2 separate regions of the Homo sapiens genome follow, and region 2 is linked to region 1. A link is a contact called in ENCODE Hi-C or POLR2A ChIA-PET data. All regions are on one chromosome and are shown on one strand. Each heading gives the region's core, a stretch centred on a gene start or an enhancer-like site at or near the end of the contact. The rest is flanking DNA. Distances are from core to core; before and after follow the strand shown. Region 1 overlaps CCDC62 (coiled-coil domain containing 62). Region 2 overlaps VPS37B (VPS37B subunit of ESCRT-I).

The links. Hi-C counts contacts between places; a loop is a spot of excess contacts on that map. ChIA-PET counts read pairs that join two places held with the same protein, here RNA polymerase II (POLR2A). Pooled maps may share reads with other maps.
Region 2: a pooled map shows a loop between it and region 1 (1.9-fold over the local background). The contact joins two enhancer-like sites. A Hi-C loop is called at or near these places in 1 of 168 maps with a recorded cell type or tissue (B cell), 4 of 37 single-sample maps with no recorded cell type and 5 of 50 pooled maps. POLR2A ChIA-PET finds 5 or more read pairs at or near these places in 11 of 52 experiments (A549, A673, OCI-LY7 and 8 more).

What each region holds. Positions count from the first base shown.
Region 1 is chr12:122,811,788-122,819,158 of GRCh38, reverse strand. CCDC62 (coiled-coil domain containing 62) reads right to left here. Exons shown (of 13, transcript NM_201435.5): 11 at 5,740-5,889. Among named protein-coding and RNA genes, the nearest start is that of HIP1R, 20 kb to the left of the region's middle. RefSeq lists an enhancer at 5,482-5,561 and a silencer at 6,747-6,922. Within about 2 kb of position 5,683, at least 2 of the 41 ENCODE cell types and tissues checked have a DNase peak (open chromatin) inside an H3K27ac peak, as active enhancers do; they include B cell, where a contact is called at or near this core.
Region 2 is chr12:122,871,248-122,878,959 of GRCh38, reverse strand. The region is part of intron 1 of VPS37B (VPS37B subunit of ESCRT-I); the gene reads left to right. Among named protein-coding and RNA genes, the nearest start is that of VPS37B, 21 kb to the left of the region's middle. RefSeq lists a silencer at 2,010-2,218 and enhancers at 2,943-3,112, 5,234-5,740, 6,250-6,756, 6,558-6,847, 6,757-7,264. Within about 2 kb of position 3,084, at least 5 of the 41 ENCODE cell types and tissues checked have a DNase peak (open chromatin) inside an H3K27ac peak, as active enhancers do; they include B cell, where a contact is called at or near this core.

The DNA.
Region 1 (7,371 bases), core at 4,434-6,933:
AATCCCTGTTATTTAAATTCTGTCTTCCCAATATCTCTAGAATCAGTTAATGCACCAGAAAATGTATGATATCTGGAGCCAACAGTTTTTCCAATTAAATGATTTTCTGATTCTAGCTGTACTTTGTTGACTAAAGAGATTCGGTCATTTTTCCCTTCCTGTAAAATGTAAGGTTGGAATTAGATATCTCTTCTGGATCTTTCTAGCTCAAACACTCTGAAAAAAATATATTTTTTGAGACAGGGTCTTGCTCTGTTGCCCAGGCTGGAGTGCAATGGTGTGATCGTGGTTCACTGTAGCCTCGAACTCCTGGGCTCAAAGTCATGATCCTCCTACCTCAGCCTCCTGAGTAGCTGGAACTATAGGCGTGAGCCACTACACTTGGCTAATTTTTATTTTTTAGCAATGGGGTCTCACTATCTTGCCCAGGCTGGTCTCGAACTCCCAGGCTCAAGCAATCCTCCTGTGTGGTCCTCCCAAAGAGCTAGGATTACAGGTGTGAGTCACTGCACCCAGCTAATTTTATTTTATTTTTCTTAGACAGTGTCCCACTCTATGGCCCAAGCTGGAGTACAGTGGTGTGATCATAGCTCACTGTAGCCTTGACCTCATGCTCAAGCGATCCTCCCCCCTCAACCTCCCAAGTACCCAGGACTACAGTCATGGGTCACCACGTCCAGTTAATTTTTTTTTTTTTTTTTTTTTTGAGACAGAGTCTCGCTATGTCACCCAGGCTGGAGTGCAGTGGCACGATCTTGGCTCACTGCAAGCTCCGCCTCATGGGTTTACACCATTCTCCTGCCTCAGCCTTTCAAGTAGCCGGGACTACAGGCGCCCGCCACCACGCCCAGCTAATTTTTTTGTATTTTTAGTGGAGATGGGGTTTCACCGTGTTAGACAGGATGGTCTTGATCTCCTGACCTCATGATCCGCCTGCCTCGGCCTCCCAAAGTGCTGGGATTACAGGCGTGAGCCACCGCGCCTGGCCACATCCAGCTAATTTTTGAATTTTTTGTAGAGACAAAGTCTTGGTATGTTGCCCCAGCAGAACTTGAACTCCTGCCCTCAAGTGATCCTCCCACCTCGGCCTCCCAAAGTGCTGGGATTATAGGTGTGAGCCACTGCACCTGGCCAGCTTTTTCTTTTTTCTGCATGTTCCTGTCAGTTCCATTCAAGGTAGGCCCTGAGACCGCCTGTGGCAGATGCTGGGTGCTGCAGCCAGGGTGCCAAGGTGGAGAAGGGTCCTGAGGCGTTCACAGTGAGCAGGAGTCATGGACGCAGTCACCTGTTGGCTACCTGACGTGCACTCTGATGGAGGCAGATACACACACACACACGCATGCATGCACACACACACATGTGCAGGCACACACACACAGAGCTACACTAGCAGGACAAAAATGAGGGAGTGATTGATTATATCTCAGGAATTTGACATAAAACCCTAACAAAGAGGTTGAGAGAACAACCTGAAGCCACGAGGACAAGGAGGAGACATCTGTTGCTATAATGCTTGTTTGGAAAACGTGAATTTGGGCCAGGCATAGTGGCTCACGCCTGTAATCCCAGCACATTGGGAGGCCAAGTTGGGAGGATCACTTGAGGTCAGGAGTTTGAGACCAGCCTGGCCAACATGGTGAAACTCTGTCTACTAAAAATACAAAAAATTAACCAGGCATGGTGGCTCACACCTGTAATCCCAGCTACTCAGGAGGCTGAGGCAAGAGAATCGCTTGAACCCAGGAAGTGGAGGAAAGAGTGAAACTCCATCTCAAAAATAAAATAAAAATAAAAAAATAGGCCAGGCATGGTGGCTCATGCCTGTAATCCCAGCACTTTGGGAGGCCGAGGCGGGTGGATCACAAGGTCAGGAGATCAAGACCATCCTGGCTAGCATGGTGAAACCCCATCTCTACTAAAAATCCAAAAAAAAAAAAAAATTAGCTAGGCGTGGTGGCGGGTGCCTGTAGTCCCAGCTACTTGGGAGGCTGGGGCAGGAGAATAGTGTGAACCCGGAAGGTGGAGCTTGCAGTGAGCCAAGATCATACCACTGCACTCCAGCCTGGGTGACAGAGCAAGACTCTGTCTCAAAACAATAAATAAATAAATAAATAAAATTTAAAAATAAAAATAAACTGGCATGTAATCTTTATTCCATCAAAGTTCATGGATCCCATGAATTCTAGTCAACAAATTCTGATTAAAATTATCTGTCCAACAAATCCATAGAGACAGAAAGTAGATTGTGGTAACCAGTGGCTGTGGATGTGGGGTCTCCTTTTGGGGTGATTAAAATATTCTAGAATTAGATAGCGGTAGTGGCTGCACGATTTTATTAATATGATTTAAAAAAAACCACCAAATTGTACACTTTAGAAGGGTGAATTGTATGTAAATAATAAAATGTGAATTCTGTCTCTCTTTTTGATATAGGGTCTCACTCTGTCACCCAGGCTGGAATGCAGTGGCAAGATCATGGCTCACCACAGTCTTGACCTCCCAGGATCAAGTGATCCTCCTACCTCAGCCTCCTGAGTTGCTGGAACTACTGGTGCATGGCAGTGTGTCCAGCTAATTAAAAAAAATTTTTTATTTTGTAGAGGTGGGGTTTTTCAATGTTGCCCAGAGTGGTCTCAAACTCCTTGGCTCAAGTGATCCATCTGCTTTGGCCTCCCAAAGTGCTGGGATTACAGGCATTAGCCACCATGGCTGGCCTATATCTCAATTAAAAAAATGTATTTTAAAGAAATAGCTGCCAAAGAATGACTAGAAAAGTCATAAAGGTTCTCCCCAGACACAGGGGAAGAAGCAGCCTCACTGCATACATTTAAAGGGATAGCTAAGCACCAAAATAGTTTTGTCATTAAAAACCTTCCTCTGCCCCAATATAAATGCAACGCTTCACTAATGCCTCAGAGACAGCTTGTGAAGAAGAAATCTTCCTAGGAAACACCAGAGTCCATCACGGTTTCCACTTTGAAAAGTTTATATGGCACACATGGTATACTTTGAAAAATTTCTAGTTTTGGATCCTGTTCTGCTTTAAGGTAATCTCTGCAACTACCTGTTTAGGCTCATGGCAGTGAGCATCTTGATTCTAAAATGATTAATGTTCTAGTTTTGGATCTATTCGCGGCACATAGAAACTGCTCCAGGGAACTCTGAATCTAACAAAATACCAATCTGAAGGACTAAGCAAGAATTGCCATCAGAGAGCATTTCGTGAAATAAGGCAAAGATGTTTGCTCCCCTGCTTCTATTCAACACTCATCTGGAGGTCCTAGCCAGAGCAGTAAGGGAAGAAAATGAAATAAGGCATAAATATTGGAAAAAGGAATAAAACTGTCTCTATTCATGAATGACATGATTGTGTAGAAAATCCTAAGGAATCTACAAAAAAACTACTAGAATAGGCTGGGTGTGGTGGCTCACGTCTGTAATCCCAGCATTTTGGGAGGCTGAGGCGGGCGGATCACAAGGTCAGGAGATGGAGACCATCCTGGCTAACACGGTGAAAGCCCGTCTCTACCAAAAAATGCAAAAAATTAGCCGGGTGTGGTGGCGGGCGCCTGTAGTCCCAGCTACTCGGGAGGCTGAGGCAGGAGAATGGCGTGAACCCGGGAGGCGGAGCTTGCAGTGAGCCGAGATCGCGCCACTGGCACCAAGGCCTGGGCGACAGAGCGAGACTCCGTCTCAAAAAAGAAAAAAAAAAACCTGTTAAGTTGGAAGTAATCAAAATTTTAAATTTCGCTTTTTAAAAGACACTGTTAAGAAAAGCCAGGCCAGGCACAGCGGCTCACGCCTATAATCCCAGCACTTTGGGAGGCTGAGGCAGGAGGATTGCTTGAACCCAAGAGTTTGAGACCAGCCTGGGCAACATTGTGGGACCCTGTTTCTACAAAAAATAAAAACATCAGCTGGGTGTGGTTTCGTGTACGTGTAATCCCAGCTACTCAGGAGGCTGAGGTGGGAAGATCACTTGAGCCTGGGAGTTGGAGGTTCAAGTTGGCCCTGCATTCCAGCCTGGGTGACAGAGCAAGACTGTCTCTAAAAAACAAATAAATAAGCTGAGCATGGTGGCTCATGCTGATAGTCCCAACACTTTGGGAGGCTGAGGCAGGAGGATTACTTGAGGCCGGGAGTTCAAGCAGCCTGGCAAACAGAGTGGGCATGGCAGTGCGTGCCTGTGGTCCCAGCTACTTGGGAGACTGAGGTGGGAGGATTGCTTGAGCCCAGGAATTTGAGGCTGCAGTGAGCTGTGATCACGCCTGCGAATAGCTACTGCACTCCAGCCTGGGCAACAGAGGAAGATGCTGTCTCAAAAATAAATAAATACACAAAATTAAAATTAGGCCGGGCAGGGTGGCTCATGCTTGTAATCCCAACACTTTGGGAGGCCAAGGCAGGTGGATCACTTGAGGTCAGGAGTTCGAGACCAGCCTGGTCAACATGGTGAAACCCCGTCTCTAATAAAAATGCAAAAATTAGTGAGGCATGGTGGCAGGTGCCTGTAATCTCAGCTACTTGGGAGGCTGAAACAGGAGAATTGCTTGAACCCAGGAGGCAGAGAATTGCAGTGAGCTGAGATCGTGCCATTGCACCCCAGCCTGGGCAACAAGAGCAAAACTCAGTCTCAAAAAAAAAAAAAAAAAAATTAAAAGTCCATATCTGTTAGAGAGACATCATGATCATGAAATATTTATGAGTGACATGATATGATGCTGAGCTAAAATGCTTCCAAAGAAAACGTGTATGGATGGGGTAAGATAAAATCGATGGTGGTCAAAGGTGAGTGACCGTGCCATTCTTTCCACTTCAGTGCATATTTGAAATTTTCTTTCTTTCTTTCTCTCTCTCTTTTTTTTTTTTTTTTTTTTTTGAGGTGGAGCTTTGCTCATTGCCAAGGCTGGAGTGCAATGGCACAATCTCGGCTTACCATAACCTCCACCTCCGGGGTTCAAGCAATTCTCCTGTCTCAGCCTCCCGAGTAGCTGGGATTACAGGCATGTGCCACTATGTCCGGCTAATTTTGTATTTTTAGTAGAGACGGGGTTTCTCCATGTTAGTCAGGCTGGTCTTGAACTCCTGACCTCAGGTAATCCACCCGCCTCGGCCTCCCAAAGTGCTGGGATTACAGGCATGAGCCACCACGCCCGGCCTTGAAACTTTCTATAATAAAATTTGGTTTTTTAAAACATTTCCAGCTGGCCGTGGTGGCTCACGCCTGTAATCCTAGCACTTTGGGAGGCCAAGGTGGGTGGATCACTGGAGATCAGGAGTTTGAGACCAGCCTGGCCAACATGGTGAAACCCTGTCTCTACTAAAAATATAAAAATTAGCCGGGCATGGTAGAGTAGGCCTTTAGTCCCAGTTACTTGGGAGGCTGAGGCAGGAGAATCACTTGAACCCGGGAGGTGGAGGTTGCAATGAGCTGAGATCGTGCCACTGCACCTCAGCCTGGGCGACAAGAGCAAAACTCTGTACCCGCCCCCTCCAAGAAAAAAGTCCCCAAGAATTTATCTTCATATGCCCCAGATCATTAGAAAGAGGAAGTTTGGGTCCAGTGACATCTAAGTGTAACTTTTTCCTCCTTAAAACAAGCATGTTCCCTTTCCTCCCTAGAGACACAGAAACTCTCCCTCTAACAGAAAGGCCGCCCTGCCGGTGATATTTGCACACTGGTGTTCAGTGGTGTGTTTGGATGTGACAAATATAGTCAAGAGAAAATGAAACGCATACATTTGTGGCACTGCCAGTGAGATTCTCATGGCTGATGGGCAGCAGTGTGCTCAGCTCCAGGTCCGTCACCATCTGACGAGATTCCGCCAGCAAACGCTGGAGCTTGCTCGTGGGCGAGAAATCATCCTGGGAGGGTAACACAATTGAAGCCTACAGGAAATTAAGAGGCACCTTTAAATGCTTAGGTTTACAAACACAAATGCTAACTACCTAGGAATATTGTTTTCTTTTTTCTTTCTCTTGCTCTGACGCCCAGGCTGAAGTGCAGTGGCACAATCACAGCTGATTGCCTCAAGCTCCTGGGCTCGAGTGATCCTCCTGCCTCAGCCTCCTGAAAAGCTGGGACCATAGGTGTGTGCAACCACACCGAGCAATTTTTTTTTTGGTAGAGGTGGGATCTCACTATGTTGCCCAGGCTGGTCTTGAACTCCTGGCCTCAAGTTACCCTCCTGCCTCGGCCTCCCAAAGTGCTGGGGTTATAGGCGTGAGCCACTACACCCGATCACCTGTGAATATTTCTTTGTCTTTAGGTGTTACAAAGCAAAGCTGGACATCAAATAGTAGAATAAGAATAACTAAATTCATTCCTTTTCTTTCTTTCTTTCTTTCTTTCTTTCTTTCTTTCTTTCTTTCTTTCTTTCTCTCTCTCTCTCTCTCTCTCTCCCTCCCTCTCTCTCTCTTTCTTTTTTTTTTTTTTTGAGACGGAGTCTCGCTCTGTCACCCAGGCTGGAGTGCAGTGGCATCATCTCGGCTCACTTCAAGCTCCACCCACCTCAGCCTCCCAAGTAGCTGGGACTACAGGCACCCACCACCATGCCTGGCTAATTTTTTTTTGTATTTTTTAGTAGAGACGGGGTTTCACCACGTTAGCCAGAATGGTCTCAATCTCCTGACCTCGTGATCTGCCTGCCTCAGCCTCCCAAAGTGCTGGGATTACAAGTGTGAGCCACCGCACCCGGCCTCTTTTTTTTTTTTTTGAGACGGAGTTTTGCTCTTGTTGCCTAGGCTGGAGTGCAATAGTGTAACCTCAGCTCACTGCAACCTCCACCTCCCGGGTTCAAGTGATTCTCCTGCCTCAGCCTCCCGAGTAGATGCGGCTACAGTTGCCCGCCACCACACCTGGCTAATTTTGTATTTTTAGTAGAGACAGGGTTTCACCATGTTGGCCAGGCTGGTCTTGAACTTCTGACCTCCAGTGATCCATCCGCCTCGAACTCCCACAGTGCTAGGATTACAGGCGTGAGCCACTGCACCCAGCCCCCTTTATTTCTTAGAACCTACTCAGTTAAATAATTTGACTTAAACAGAACTTACTACAGCTAATGAAGTAACACCCATGCGATAAAAGAATCCTAGGCATTGGTTAACTCTCCTCAACCAACTTGTCAATGCTGTATTTAGCATGTCAAAATACTTGCAAAATAGGACAACATTAAAGGCTTATAAGCCTTGAAAAATATGTGGGTATGTGCCTTCGTTTATTCCTATTAAATTTCAACTTTGGGATGTGAAGTTTGGCATGAAAATTAGTCACTGCCAATTGCTCTTAAAGGGGCCTAGACTGAATTTTTTTTTTTTTTTTTTTTTTTTTTTTTTTTGCAGATGGAGTCTCACTCTGTTGCCAGGCTGGAG
Region 2 (7,712 bases), core at 1,835-4,334, 62 kb before region 1:
CTCTTGTCGGCCGGGCAGGGTGGCTCACGCATGTAATTCTAACACTTTGGGAGGCCAAGGCGGGCAGATCACTTGAGGCCAGGAGTTTGAGACCAGCCTGGCCAACATGGTAAAACCCCGTCTCTACTGAAAACACAAAAATTAGCCAGGTGTGGTGGCATGCGCCTGTAATCCCAGCTACTCAGGAGGCTGAGGCAGGAGAATCTGAGGCAGGAGAATCGCTTGAACCTGGGAGGCGGAGGTTGTAGTGAGCCGAGATTGCCCCACTGCACTCCAACCTGGGTGACAGAGCCAGACTGCCTCAAAAAAAAAAAAAAAAAAAAAAAGGACTCTTGTCATTGGATTAGGGCCACCTAGATGATTAAAGATGATTGTTTCATTTCCAGATACTTCATTACATTTGCAAAGACCTTTTTTCCAATAAATGTAGGTTCTAGAGATTAGGGTGTAGACACATCTTTTTGGGGGAGGGGGGCACACCATTCAGCACACCACAAGCATCCTGTCACTCCCAGGAGACTTACAACACCTTCGTGACACAGCAGTGGACAGGTTTTTTGTTTTGTTTTGTTTTTCTTTCTTTTCTTTTTTTTTTTTTTTTTGAGACGGAGTCTCCCTCTGTCACCAGGCTGGAGTGTAGTGGCACAATCTTGGCTCACTGCAACCTCTGCCTCCCGGGTTCAAGCGATTCTCTTGCCTCAGCCTCCTGAGTAGCTGGGACTACAGGCGGGCACCACCCTGCCCAGCTAATTTTTGTATTTTTAGTAGAGATGGGGTTTCACCATGTTGGCCGGGGTGGTCTTGATCTCTTGACCTCGTGACCCACCTGCCTCGGCCTCCCAAAGTGCTGGGATTACAGGCGTAAGCCACCGCACCCGGTCTAGCAGTGGACAGATTTTATGATTCTGTTTGTCATATTTAGTAGCTGCACTCTCCTAAGGAAAGGAACCTCACCTTCCTGTTCACTTTTCTGTCTCCATTGCCTGTACTTCCAGAGCCAGCCCGTGATGATGCCTGAAAAAATTTTTTTTGATGTATGAATAGATGAACAAACAAGCACAGAAGAATACAGTGTGAATACAGTGAAGCCAGAGGTGTACTCTGCGAATACATGAGACACCCTTGAGTGGAATGGTTTCAGTAGATGGATTGTATGAGGTGTGAATTGTATCTCAATCAAGCGGGGCCTCAGGGAGTGCCCACCACTAAGGGTCTAGCTCTGTGTGGCGTTGGTGGGGCTGGGGAAGGTTTAGAAAAGGTTCCGTTGCTAAGACCTTGGTTAGGGTAGAGTTTGCAGCAGAGATTTGGATAGGAGGGCGTTCCAGGCTGAAGAGCCAGTGTGAGCAGAGTCTTTGTGGGAAGAACATTTTATATTCCTGGACCTAATGCTTGTTTAACAAGATGCTTGCTTGTGGCTGGGCGCAGTGGCTCAAGCCTGTAATCCCAGCACTTTGGGAGGCTGAGGCAAGAGGATCGCTTGAGCTCAGGAGGTCAAGGTTGCAGTGAGCCATGATTGCACCACTGCATGTCAGCCTGCGTGATAGAACAAGACCCTGTCTCAAAAAATAAAAAATGACAATAAAGATTGCTTGTTAAATAAAATGTGATTTATTTACTTTGCATAAATACTATGCCTTCTGAGAATGCTGTAGGTGCGGGCATATTTTGTTTTTATCCTAACGCAGCCCAAATTCCAAGTACACACTGGATTTTGAGCATTTAAAGGACTTCCGGTGCTATTAAGGATTCCCATTTGTTTGTTCAAGTTTGCTAAACGAATTCAGTCATGTCACTTACTTAGTTGTTGTAAGTATTATATTACAGTGTGAAGGGGGTAAAAAGAACTGCTATGAGTATCTTTCCATGAAGAAGATTTAGCTTGGAAATGTGGGCAGATTTGTCTGCCTTTGTGTTTAGGAAGGCACAATTATAATTACAGGTGGAGGAGCTAGACACTGGCCAGCTGGAATCAGAATTTCACATTGTAGAAGTGTCTGGTCTGGAAAGCATCCATGGGAAACCTACACCCTTGACCCAGCATTGGCCACAGAGCTGCAGGCGGTCTCCTGCCTCTGCCTCTGCCCCTGCGTGCCTCTCCTTTGTAGCAGCCGTGGCATATGCAGAGGGGACTGTAGATCTCTTTTCTTTCTTGCTGACTTTATTTTCTACCACACTCCCCCAACCCAAATAAAGAAATAATGACATGTGCATTTGAGATAGTGTGTGTGTTTTTTTTTTTTCTCTTTCTGAGATGGAGTCTTACTCTGTTGCCCAGGCTGAAGTGCAGTGGTACAATCTTAGCTCACTGCAACCTCTGCTTCCCAGGTTCAAGCAACTCTCATGCCTCAGCCTCCCCAGTAGCTGGGATTATAGGCACCCGCCACCACAGCTGGCTAATTTTTTTGTATTTTTAGTAGAGGTGGGGCTTCATCATTTTGGCTAGGCTGGTCTCGAACTCCTGACCTCAAGTGATCCATCCGCCTTGGCCTCCCAAAGTGCTGGGATTACAGGTACGAGCCACCGTGCCCAGCCAGACTGTGTGTTCTGAGAGAGTTACATATATTAATGTAAGCATCCCAAGAGATAAAAAGAGACCTCCACATTTCTGCCTGGATAAGTATATATAAGATACTTTTTTTTAACTTAAAACAGAAAAACCCTTTCTCTACAAAGTTATGCGTGCTTGCTCTAATGAATCAAACACTGTGATAGTTAAAAGTAGAAAGTGGAAAGTAAAAAAATCATACCACTCGGGCTGCTGCTGTTACCCTGGGGTGAGCATGCTTCCAGAGAGTTCTCTGTGCTCATGCACGGATAGGTGGGCAGAAATAAGTTTAGACAAGCCAGGTCCTACTACAAATGCTGTAATCAGGCATCTCATTTTTCTTCACTTATGAGAAGTAATGGAAACTGAAGTGAAACTGAGTAAATTTATAAGAATGTTTCTTTACCACAGAGAGATTATTTCCTGAAAAGACTTTTCTATGGTTAACAAAAAGGATCATGAGAATGATCAAGAGGTTGGCATCACTGTTTTCAATTTCAGGTATCTGTTGGTGCCTACCATGAAACAAAGACAGTGGCAACTTAAGATTTTTTTTTTTTTTTTTTTTTAGTTTGATGGTTCCTAAAATACCTCTCTAAGCATTCTCAGATTTACTGTACAGATTTGGTCACAGACATTGAGGCTGGAATCAGTCGGAGAGGGGTGGAGAGCCGGGTGTATGTGGCCGGAGTGGCTGCCATCTGGGCCTTGCTGAGTGGTGTATGCTGCGCCTGTGGAGGCCTCCCGGGCCTGTCCTGGCCAATTTGCCTTTGCTTTGCAAATGAACAAAGCTGTTGTTTCTCCTCCCCCCTTTTTTTTTCCAACTGTAACAATGAAAAGATTGAGGAAAGAGTTTCTACATTGATTGTAGCATCCAAGGTGTGTTCTGGGGCAGGTTTTGAGTGTTAAAAAGTTTTATCCAATGCTTAAGAAAAGACATTCACCTTCAGCACATGCATCCTGGCCATTGTCCCTACTGCCATTATCCTGCAGGATGCTGTGGGTATTCTCTGGGTGGCCACTTAGAATTTACTGTATTTGTCTGGGTGTGGTGGCTCATGCTTGTAATCCTAGAACTTTGGGAGGCCGAGGCAGGGAGATTACTTGAGGTCAGGAGTTCAAGACCAACCTGGCTAATGTGGCAAAACCTCGTCTCTACTAAAAATACAAAAAAAAAAAAAAAAAAAAAAATTAGCCAGGTGTGGTACACACCTGTAATCCCAGCTACTTGAGAGGCTGAGGCACGGGAATTGCTTGAACCTGGCAGGCGGAGGCTGCAGTGAGCTGAGATCACGCCACTGCATTCCAGTCTCGGTGACAGAGCGAGACTCTGTCTCAATTTAAAAAAAAAGTTATCGTATTTATATGAAAACATCTGAATACCCAAAGGATATTTAAAAAATCACTGCCAGTTTAACAGTCCTCAGTTGGAGTTTTTTTTTTTTTTTTTTTTTTTTTTTTTTTTTTGAGACGGAGTTTCACTCTTGTTGCCCAGGCTGGAGTGCAGTGGCGCGATCTTGGCTCACTGCAACCTCTGCCTCCCAAGTTCAAGTGATTCTTCTGCCTCAGCCTCCGAGTAGCTGGGATTACAGGCATGTGCCACCATGCCCGGCTAATTTTGTATTTTTCTTAGAGAAGGGGTCTCTCCATGTTGGTCAGGCTGGTCTTGAACTCCTAACCTCAGGTGATCTGCCTGCCTCAGCCTCCCAAAGTGCTGGGATTACAGGTGTGAGCCACCGCACTCGGCCTCAGTTGGAGTTTTATTTGGCCTCTTTTGATGCCTGGTGGCTTATGTGTGTCCTATACAAAACAAATTGCCTTTTTTCCCCAGACCCCAGAAATGTGGACACGTGAGTTGTCTTTATTATAGTCCACGCTTTCCTTGTGTTCTTCTCCTCTAGGACTTTCTAATATATAGGACAAGTGATTTTGACTTGACTTAAACCCTACGGAAATAAGATTTTGTTTGTAGATGCATTTGTATGGTGAAACTGGAGCAAAAGTCTTCAGCTTAGCGGTATGTATCAGCAGGGAGCTTTGAAGGCAGCATCCATGCCTGGCCCCTCCTGAAGAGCTCAACAGGTAGGGGTTGGTCGGGACATTGAGATTTGTAACAGCAGCCTCCCTACTCCCCAGTAAACGGGGATCGTAAGGCACAGCCGAGGCTGAGACTGCTGTGGGGTAGTCTAGGCCGCCTGCTGGAATGTCGGTCGGTGCTGCATTGAGCGCTGTCTTTCAAGTGGTTGCGTGGGAGACCTGCACTTGCTGTGTGCTACCTTGACTGAGGACTTTTGAGGAAATTCTGTTTGACAATTACTTTAAGGTCCAGCGTGACACCCTCCCTCAGACTTAGTCTCTAGTGACTTTCTGATGGGAGCGCCTCTGCTTCATCAAGGATTGGAGGCACTTAGCTCTCAACAAACTTAGGTCGCTTTTTTTCCTCCACAGTTTTGTTACCTCCCTTATTTGCCAGGCTTGGCTTTGAGTGAATCTTGGCTTTTTTGGGGTTGTGGGGGGCTCTCTGATTCATTCAGCAGATCTTCACTGAGTGGCAGATGTGTGCAAAGTGCTTGGGATGCCAAAGACAAGTGTGTCGTCTGTATTTAGTGTTGGGACAGACAGTGATTGAGACAACAGATTTAATCTTCACTGATGACAGTGATGATGCCACGAAAGACATGGGCGCTGACAGAGGGTGGCTGCTGGTGTAGGCAGGATGGTTAGGGACCTCCTTTCTCAGAACTGACCGGGAAGGGATGGTGGGGACCAGGCCATTTGGGGCCTCACAGATCAGGGCTGATGAGTTTGGCTCCATTTATGCTTGACTCAGTTTATTTGAGGGTGGGAGCACTCCTGTTTCTCAGAATTCCCTGTGCCTAACCCCAGGCGTGGCAGATAATACTCGCTCAGTAAATGTTTATTGAACAAATGATTGATTGAGAGTGATGGAACACACAGAACTGTGGGTCTGGGAGCAGGAGCGCGAGGCCTGTCTCTGAATGCAGCCTGGACAATGTGCCCTTCTCCTCATCCGCCAGGTGAGACCAGCAGGAGAAAGCCATCTCAGCAGTGGTTGGTGGTTGTATTTACAGTTAAATTTTATTTTGAGATGCTCATAGTTTCACATGCAGTTGAAAGAATACAGAGAGATCCTGTGTCCCCTTCTCCCAGCTGCCCCCTGGGTAACATCTGGTGAAATTCAACGCACTCTCAGCACCAGGATCGGGGCACTGATACTGCCAGGACACAGAACATCAGGACGGCTCCGTCCCCGTGCAAATCCGTCATGTCGGCCTTTTATAGTCCCACACACACCGCTAATCTGTTCTCTATTTTTGTGATTTTGTATTTCAAGGGTGTTGTGTGCATGGGGTCATGGAGTGAGTGGCCCTTTGGGGTTGGCTGTTTTCCTTCAGTGTGATTCCCTAGAGCGTTCTCAGTCCCGCCAGTCAAGTTTCTTCCTTTTGCTGCTGAGTGGTATTTTGCGGCCTGGCTGGCCTGCAGCTTGTTTAACCATTCACCTGTTAAAAGACACCTGGGCTGCGTCCAGATTTTAGTTGTTACAAATAAATGTTGCTCTCAACAGTCCTGAGCAGGTTTTTGTTGAATATAAGTTTTCATTTCTCTGATATAAATGCCCAAGAGTACAACTTCTGGGTCATAGGGTAGTTACGTATTCAGCTTTATTAAAAAGTGCCTGTTTTCCAGAGTGGCCATACAGTGGTTTTTGTTTGTTCTTTTAAATGACTTAACAATGGAAGGAAAGACGCTTCTGCATGGCCTGGCATAGAAAGCCCATGGAGAGCCGCCCTGTGGGTGGGGAAGCGGGTGACGGGAGCCCCACTGCTTACCAGAAACCCGAGTGAAACTGCGTCTTTCCAGTCCCAAGATTCTCCTTTTTTGCTAAAGGCATCAGAAGAGATGAAAGCATTTCTACCACCCACATTTCGAGGACACTCCTAGCTTTTACTTTAGAGTTGGGAGAGAGGTTTGGTTTTCATTGTCATTTAAATCCTGTTGGGTTTCAGCAGAGCCTGATCTTTAGGGCCCTGGGTGCAGCTGTTGTCTGGAGATGCAGATCACTGTCTGCTGAAAAGAGCCCTCCTGCTGGGGTTAGGGATCTCCTGATTGAGGCATGGATCCAAGGGCTTCTTTCTTTGTTCTCTGATTCCCTGAGGCTCTTCCTTGTGTGTGTGGTGCGTGTGCACTCGTGTGAGCGCACCAGGAACTATGACAGCAATCAACGGGTATGACTGGGGGTGGGGAGCAGAGGCAGCATGGCCAGGAATCTATACTCGAGCTACTAAGAGGAAGGAAGTCGCAGCAAAAATAGCCTGGGTGGGGTGGTAGAAAATATTAAGGGGAAAATGAGATGACTGGGGTGGCGTTGAAGAAGAGCTGCTTAAAGAGAAACAGGGACACACGCTGGGTAAGGAATCGCATGCTGTTGAAACTGACGGTGTGGAAGGAAAGTGAGGTGGCGGCGGCTGGGCTGTGGTAGAGGAAGCCGATCACCAGTGAGTGAAAAGGGAACTAGGGTACCCACGCGTTTGTGTTTTTTATTTAAACTTTGGCTAAGTTTTGCTAGGAGCGTTTTGCCTTTTTTTCTCAGACCTTCTACTCCTGTCGTTCTCCCCTAAGTTCTGGGCATGTGGCTTCTTCTCTACCTACCAGGGTAGCCTGTCATTGCTTTAAAGGACAAAATGAAATCCCTGATGGGCAAAATATGTCCCCCCTCTTCCCCCAGCTTTTGGTCGGCTTTGCTCACCCACCAACAGCTAGGAGCTGGAAGGCTCAGAAGAGCTGGGGTGGGCATGGGAGAGACAGAGGAACCCCGGTGGCTGGAAACACAGTTCCTTCCCAGGGTCTCTTCAGCTTGCTGGTTGGACCTCTTAGCCTGCTTATGAAGCCTGAATTGACATCATGCCAACTGGTCTCCTGCTGATAAGTGATTCCTTAACTTCCTCGGGAGCAGCAGAAACTTGTTTTGAAAAAAATCAGATTCTAAATCTTTACAGCTGTTTACTTCTGCAAGCACAATGGCCGTAGTAAGGAATTCAAGTCACAGCGCAGCCGTGGCAGGGAAGGCTCTGCATGGAGTCACAGGACAAAGCCTGTCCTGGAAACGTGCTGGAAGGAAGTCGGCCTCATTCTTTACGACGGGCAG